2 separate regions of the Homo sapiens genome follow, and region 1 is linked to region 2. Evidence: chromatin contacts called from ENCODE Hi-C data. All regions are on one chromosome and are shown on one strand. Each heading gives the region's core, a stretch centred on a gene start or an enhancer-like site at or near the end of the contact. The rest is flanking DNA. Distances are from core to core; before and after follow the strand shown.

The links. Hi-C counts contacts between places; a loop is a spot of excess contacts on that map. Pooled maps may share reads with other maps.
Region 1: a pooled map shows a loop between it and region 2 (11-fold over the local background). The contact joins the enhancer-like site here to the promoter of LIN7C in region 2. A Hi-C loop is called at or near these places in 1 of 168 maps with a recorded cell type or tissue (GM12878), 1 of 37 single-sample maps with no recorded cell type and 3 of 50 pooled maps.

What each region holds. Positions count from the first base shown.
Region 1 is chr11:30,341,132-30,345,151 of GRCh38, forward strand. No RefSeq gene overlaps it. Among named protein-coding and RNA genes, the nearest start is that of ARL14EP, 20 kb to the left of the region's middle. RefSeq lists a silencer at 1,837-1,886. Within about 2 kb of position 1,705, at least 4 of the 41 ENCODE cell types and tissues checked have a DNase peak (open chromatin) inside an H3K27ac peak, as active enhancers do; they include GM12878, where a contact is called at or near this core.
Region 2 is chr11:27,505,489-27,509,691 of GRCh38, forward strand. LIN7C (lin-7 cell polarity scaffold C) reads right to left here and starts at 1,281. Exons shown (of 5, transcript NM_018362.4): 1 at 1,228-1,281. The coding sequence starts at 1,264. It overlaps BDNF-AS (BDNF antisense RNA), which reads left to right and starts at 1,364. Exons shown (of 7, transcript NR_033315.1): 1 at 1,364-1,410. RefSeq lists enhancers at 842-2,041, 1,198-1,327, 1,398-1,687.

The DNA.
Region 1 (4,020 bases), core at 455-2,954, 2.8 Mb after region 2:
ATTTAAATTTGGAAGTATTACAGTTCTGTGAAATGCCACAACTAAAATGTGTTTTTTCCTCCTCGAAACTACAAGGGAGTGATTTCTTGGTTAAACATCCAGTGATTAGAAACTGCATTTCATGTCATTACAAGCAAACAAACGTTTTATTTTTTAAAGAGTTGCTGGCCAGGCATTGTGGCCCACACCTGTAATCCCAGCACTTTGGGAGGCTGAGGCGGGCAGATCATGAGGTCAGGAGTTCGAGACCAGCCTGGCCAACATAGTGAAACCCCCGTCTCTACTAAAAATGCAAAAATTAGCTGGGCATGGTGGGGCACACCTGTAGTCCCAGCTACTCGGGAGGCTGAGGCATGAGAATAGCTTGAACCCGAGGGGCGGATGTTGTGGTGAGCCGAGATCGCACCACCACACTCCATCCTGGACGCAGAGCAAGACTCTTACCTTAAAAAAAAAAAAAAAAAAAAAAAATGTTACCATAATCTACCTATCCTATCTTAGGTTTTGAAGCCTAAGATACGTTTTATAATAAATAGACTTATTAAAACTAATGTTTGCAAACATTGCTAAACTTAACAAATTGGCTAAGTTTCCCTTTGTTAACAAGCAATCAGTTACGCTGAAGAATTTGAAAAATGCAAATTAAATTGTTTTTTGTTATATTCTGACACCCCAAATTTATTATTTGGTCTTGAAGGTAATTGAAAATTAAATTGGTTATTTTGTCACATAAGATAAAGTAACCAATAGTAGCAGTACTGGTACCATGTAAATGGAGACTACAAGATTCTGGATAAAATACAAATTGAATTTTGGCATTAAGAGAGGTATTCAGGATTGCTTAGTGAATTGTGGTATATTGAGGTTTTTTAAAAATGCTAGCAAGCATCTAGCCATTTATGACTTAGTGAATGAGACTATGCAATGAAAATTTCTGCATAAAATACAGGCCCTACAGTTTGGTGTATGAAAATAAATTTATTATTCCAAAATAGCTCCTGACCTCTCTAAATTGGATGATAGACTTTCCTATAGAAAATGTTGAAAAAGAAACATTTTCTAATTTTTTCAGTAAAAGTTTCCATCTCATCCCCAAAAGCTGTAATTGAAAAAACATGCTTATTTTTTTCCTTGTGTCTTTTAAAGAACTACACATAGATTTTAGGGTCAGTGCTCAACTACAAATTCTTGGCAAACAAAGCCTCACACTGTGTGACATACCGACAACCCATGTTGAGAGGCTCCTTACACCTCTTGATGGGTGGGTGGATGGATGGATGGATGGATGGATGGATGGGTGGATGGGTGGATGGGTGTATGGGTGGATGGATGGATAGATCAATATATCAATTGACAGGCAGGCAGGCAGACACATCCAGTTGGTTCCCTTTCTCTGGAAAACCCTGACTAATACAGTAACCTAATTTGTTTCTATTTCAACTTGGTTCTCAGGTCCTGGCTCTAAAAATCAAATAAATTATAAACTATTAGATTGTTTGCTGTATCTGGCCTTAGATGAGTCAATAAAATATATAGTCAGTCATTTTTTACTCCTTTCTCTTGTTCATATTATCAAGTCCATTTGGTCACTGCTTGGAAAATTCTTGAATCTGCTTTGGGTTTTTGTTTTTATTTTTGTTTCCACGTCAGTTAAAGTCTGGTAGTGTTTTGCATGCCCAGTATCACTTCCCCTTCTGGAATTAGCACTCTGCAGTTGGCCTTTGAGAAACCACCCTTGTAGTCAGCCCATGTGGTTCAGATACAGTTGGCCTTACTTTGTGGTTGTAGGGTGGGTTTATCACAAGTCCTGGCCTTTGAGAATGTAGCATCTCACTAGCCTTAATGAATGTTAGAAGGGTGGATGTATGACTAGCCAGGTCAATCAAAGCCAATCAACTTCAGGCTTACTGAGACTAGAGAAGAAGTGATGCTTTTTTTCAATGAGGGTTGCTAAGTTTACAGGTTTAAGACCAGGCCTACTGGTGGCTAATCTTGGCACTAAGTGAGAATCTGCCTTAGAATGTAAACAACATACGTGAAAGTGGAAGCCAGAGACCAAGATAGATAGAATTTGGGTATCTCGATCCAGTTATGTCTGAAGTCAAACCTGGAATTTTCAGTTATGTGAGTCAATAATTTTGTCTTTTTGCACGATTGACCATTAAGTGAATACAAGGTAATGACTAGATGGAAAGTTAGCTCTACTCATTTGAGGATAAAAGATCAAGGGTAGAATGGCCTGTTTGAAACTCATGCCCTTGGGAACTTTTATCTTCTTTTTTTTTTTTTTTTTTTTTTTTTGAGACAGTCTCGCTCTGTCGCCCAGGCTGGAGTGCAGTGGTGCGATCTCGGCTCACTGCAAGCTCCGCCTCCCGGGTTCACACCATTCTCCTGCCTCAGCCTCCCAAGTAGCTGGGACTACAGGCGCCCAGCACCACGCCCGGCTAATTTTTGTATTTTTAGTAGAGACAGGGTTTCACCGTGTTAACCAGGATGATCTCGATCTCCTGACCTTGTGATCTGCCCACCTCAGCCTCCCATAGTGCTGGGATTATAGGCGTGAGCCACTGCACCCGGCCAGGAACTTTTATATCTTTTAAGGAGAGCAAACAGCTGTGACTTACCCCCACATCTTCAATCCTGCCCTGCAAAATCTTCTCATACCATTCTCATGGACCTTAACCTCCTTTAGACAAATGTAGCATGGCCTATGGTAATTTACCATGAGGGTCTGACATTCTGTAATAACAATAAGGCACTTGTAATTAAGTTACCAATTTAGGGTATTTGTATTGGTGTTACTTGCTTTTAAAGTGCTTAGCATGTTTGAAAATTGGAACTTGGACTTCTCACCCTCCAGAACTGTAAGAATTAAATTTCTGTTGTTCATAAGCTAAACAGAGAATACTTGGATAATTTTCTCTGTCATCCTATGTTTCATAGCTAGAACTCAATCCTAGGTCAAATGAATATAAATTTTTAATAGCTGTATCTGAATTAAATAACTTGTCAGGCAGTTAAAGGCATATCATTGACTTAAATTTGTGGTTTATAACACTGCTAGCAAAATGAAGTTAAAGCATCAACAGCTCCTGTTCTTCTTCCCTTTTACCCTTACAGGACTCTCAGTTCTGTGGTGTGAAAGAGGGGAAGGTGAAACTGGTTCCTGCCAAACAAAAGGGAACTCAGCACACACCTCAACATTTTCTATATGTCATTTCCAGAAATAATGATGCCAAAAAAAAAATCAAATGCATAATGACTTTCTGATACTTGACAGTGTATTTTATAAAGCTGGATATTCTTAATCATTTGTGATACAGGGATATTTAAATGCTTTCATCTTTTTTGATATTTTAGTGTATTGACATTTTTTAACTTTTTTTCAGTTGAAATTACATAAAAATATAGAGTATATTTGGTTAGACGTTCATAGGTTCACCTATTTCTGAGGTTCCTGCTTCAAAACATCTTTATGGTGATATCGACTTTCTTGAAAAAATACACAGTTCTAAAATTGGATAAATTTAGAGAAATAATTTGGTTTGCTAAACCTTGGCTATTAGCCAAAATTTGGGTGAAAATAAAGTAGGACACTTTAGAAAATGAAATTGTTTTTATACTTTATATGTTAGTCCTTTTAGGCTGCTATAATGAAATGTCATAGACTGGATAGCATACAATCCACAGGAATTTGTTCCCCACAGCTCTGGAGGCTGGGAAGTCCAAGATCAAGATGCCACCAAATTCAGTGTCTAGTGAGGGCACTTCCTGGTTCATAAACAATGTCTCTTTGCTATAAACCTCTCACAGTGGGAGGGGCAGGAGATCTTTCGGGAGCCTCTTTTATAAAGGCACTAATCCCATTCATGAAGGCTCTGTCACCATAAGCTAATCATCTCCCAAAGACCCCACCTCCTAATACCATCACTGTTGGCGTGAGGATTTCAATATATGAATTTTGGGGGAACAAACATTCAGACCCTAGCAGATATTACCACATTTCTTTATTCCACCTTT
Region 2 (4,203 bases), core at 31-2,530:
AACTCGGCAAGTCTTCCCAGAGTAGCTAGTCCTCTAAAATGATGCTTTAATAGGCTTAACGGAAACAATCTCATTTACAGTGAGGCTTCCAAATGGTGAACACGGTAAAGAGCAAATCAGCAACATTAAGTGCACATTTGTTTGTGGGAAGGCATTAGGAAAGAGGTTTTTCTAAGTACAGTAATTCTAAAAATGTGTTTTCTTAGGGAACAATAGTAATATTTAGACTAATTGCAAATGTTAATATGTGCAATATAATTTCAGTCTCCATCCTACATATACATTTTTTTTTACCACCAGTACTCAAAATGTTTATTTGTACTTCTCAATTCCTATCAATGATTTCTAATGCTGGTGTATGAAAAGCATGCTTGAAATTGTTTGAAATAAAGGACTTAGGGACAGAGTGGAATGCTGGAAATCTGTAAAAGGACTGGAAACGCTGGAATGCTGGAAATCATGGTAGGCGCATAGCCAGTTATTTTCGTAGGCTTCTCTATCTCTAATTACTCAGCAGAGGTGGTTTTATTTTCCTTGACAGTCTGCTCTAGGAAGCAATCAGCCAACCAGTTTGCAATTGTAGGGTTTGTAAGAAATGAAAAACACTGCACCTGCAAGTGTTTTAGCATCTACCACTATTCGGCTTACTTACGTAACCTCCTTCCCAAGACCAAGTCAGTAGGATTGTTTTTAAAGCAACCTCTCCATTTCTAGGAGGGGCACAAAAGCTAGCAAATACCCCAACCCGAATACAAGCGAGGTTGTGGAGAAAGTAATGAAGGAGTTTGTGTGCAAACAGCGGGGAAAGGAGGTTCTGTTGAATTGTACCGTGTGTCCGTTCTCGTGCTGTACAGGCAATGAGTGTAGTCTGTGCGAACCGGGTGTGTGACGTTTGCTTTTCGGGTGTACGGGTCTCCGAATGCTGCTTCTGCTGTGCTCACCAAGGGAGCGCGTGTGCGGCGTGTGTCTGCGAAGCGGGCAGGTTGTGTTTAGTTGTGCTGTGCCTTGGAACAGTCCGTGTGAACAGAGGAGGGCTTACGGTTAACAGACAAAATACCGTAAGCGCCCTTCCTAGAGCCAGGCACAGAGACAACGGCGGCCTCTGGCGCCGGCACAAGGGACAGCGTGGCCCGGATCTCAGAGCCTGGGTCACTCCTCCTCCCCTCCAGCGACACAGCACTCCCCCAACCCTTCCGCCCACCTCCGCCGAGCCTCGGCTGCACTCACCTCTCTCCAGCCGCACGGGTTCCCCTAGCGCCGCCATCTTCTCCCTTAACCTACAGACCCACAGGAAATGACGACAGAAGGGCTGAGGTGGGGGGGCGGGGCCTAGGGGAAGCCGGAAAAGTGAGTACCGGCTAGTATCGCGAGATCAGGAAGGTGGCCGAGTGTGTCGCCGCGGCCATCAGGGTAAGGGTACCTGGACTTGCGGCTTTTTAGGTCGGCCTGGCTCCGCTCCTTCCGCGGTGACGAGGTCCCCCGGCCTCCTAGGGTTGGGAAGAGCTGCTTTCCTGACTCTCGTTCCCTGCCTCAGGCTTCCCTTATCCCAATCGCTTCGAACCCTTGGCTCAGCGTAGAGGAGTCAAGCCTGGATTCTAGTCCCACCTTGCCCATTAGCAGCTCTGTGACCTGGGACTGTTCACTTACCCTCTCTCAGCCTCAGTTTCCGCATCTGTACAACGAGAGGTCCTATCTCTTAGGTCCTTACAATTTTTAAACTCTGGGATTCGGTGGCAATTAAATGTGTAATGACATGTTGTCAGTTCTCAATTTGTGACAGCATTGCTTTAAATTTAAAAATCCACGGCTTGAATCTTCCCTCCAAATCTGTTAAGGGGTGGAAAGTACAAAGAGCATGAAACATATCTGGGTGAGGGAGAGAACAAGGTGCTTTGGTGCACCACAAAGTAACAATTTTATAAGCAGCTGATTCTTATAAAATCTTAAGTAAATGAAATATTGTGAAGCAAATAATATTCTTAATGCATTACAGATTTTTGAGCCACTTCTGAAATTTTCGCGAACCAAGAAGAATTTTAGTACTTGGATTTGACTAACATTTATCCAAGCCCTTAGTCTGTACTGATACTGTGGTAGGTGTGTTTACATCCAGCATTTCAACACTTCATGATGGGACTGTTTTAATAACCTGTTTGCCCCTGGTCCACCCTTTCCATTCACCTTTAGTATTTTCTTCTCCAAATCCATCATGGATGCCACCACTATGCTCCTTTTTCTCCCCTTGAATTCTGATTTCATCATCACAAGTTCTGTTCAGAAACTTTCAATGGTTTCTCTCCTGTTTCCTATTTCTAAAGCCTTGCATACTCTGACCCTAACTCATCCAACTAACTTCATTTCTCATTACCACTAAGTGCAACCACCACTTCAGTCCAGATAGTATAGTTTCAACCATATTTATTCCTGATTCCAAGTCTTTTTGTTTGTTTTAGAGACAGAGTTTCTCTCTGTTGTCCAGACTGGAGTGCAGTGGTGCAATCACAGCTCAAGAGAGCCTCCTGTCTCAGTCTTGCCAGTAGCGAGGACTACAGGCAAGCACCACCATGCCTGGCAAATTTTTAAATTTTTAGTAGAGATGGGGGTCTTGCTATGTTGCCCAGGCTGGTCTCAAACTCCTGAGCTCAAGCAGTCCTCCTGCTTTGGCCTCCCGAAGTGCTGGGATTACAGGCGTGGGCCACTGTGCCAGGCTCCAAATCTTCATTTGTGTTGTTCTTGTGTGGAATGCCCTTCTTCATCCCTTCCTAGTCTCCAAACTTTGTACACACTCAGTTGAACCCATTTCGTGGGTCCCTGCTGAAGGCATGCCACTTCTACCAAGCCTTTTCTCCATATTATTCCCCTTTTTTGTCCTCTGATGGCCTAAATACGTTGCAGTAACACTCAGGTGCTTATCTCTTACTCGTTGTCATTTTTTTTTGCTGCAAATGTGTTCAAGAAATGTTTATTAAACACCTAATATATACCAGGTGCCTTGATAGGAATACCAGGTAGAGCAAGACAAATGCAAACATTGCCCTTATTTCTTCAAATATTTTTTCTTTCCATTCTCTTGCTCCTCTCCTTTGGTGTGACTATTGGAGTCATGTGCATGTACATAATATACATGTATATTGAACTAACTGGCATTGTCTCACAGCTCAGTGACGCTCTGTTCATTTTTTTTTCAAGATTTTCTTTATGTTTCCTTTTGGATAATTGCTATGTTTTCATATTCATTAATCTTTTTTCAATATCTAATATTGAAATCCTGTCCAGTTCATTCTTCATATAAAACATTGTAGTTGTTGCCTCTACCAGTTTGATTTGGGTGTGGGTGTGTGTCTTACATCTTTTATGTCTTAACATGCTCAACTTTTCTGCAGCTTCTTAAACACATAGACTACAATTATAATGACAGTTTTAATATCCTTGTCTACTAATTCTATGATCTATGCTATTTCTGGCATAGTTTCTATTGATTGATTTTTCTCTTCATTACAGTTCATAATTTCCTGCTTCTTGCATGCCTGGAAATTTTTTTTTTTTTAACAAGATGCTAGACTTTGTAAAATTTACTTACTTGAAAAACAATTTTGTTCTTTTGGGTTTTGATTTTTTTTAGGTGGAACCAATTCAGTCATTTATGTAGGGTTAATTGTATCCCACTACTAAGACAGTACCCTTCAAAGTTCCTTACCCCATACCCAAAGTGAATTATGTGGTTTTTCTACTTTGGTAGGAACGGGAACTATTCTTAGGAACTGAGTTTGTGGACTTTTTTTTTGCTCTTTTCCTTTCCCTGTCTGGTAATTTATTTCTTCTTCTTTCTTCCTTCTCCTTCTTCTTCTTCTTTCTTCTTCTTCTTCAGATGGAGTCTTGCTCTGTCACCCAGGCTGGAATGCAGTGACGCAGTCTCGGCTCACTGCAGCCTCTGCCTCCTGGGTTCAAGTGATTCTCATGCGTCAGCCACCCGAGTAGCTAGGTTTACAGGCACCTGCCACCGCACCCTGCTAATTTTTGTATTTTTCGTAGAGATGGGATTTCACCATGTTTGGCTAGCTGGCCTCAAACTCTTGTCCTCAAGTGATTCACCCACCTTGATTTCCCAAAGTGCTGGATTACAGGCGTGAGCCGCCACACCCGGGTGGATGTTTAACACATGTAATCATCATAAAATTTCAGAATCCTAGGAATAGATAGAAG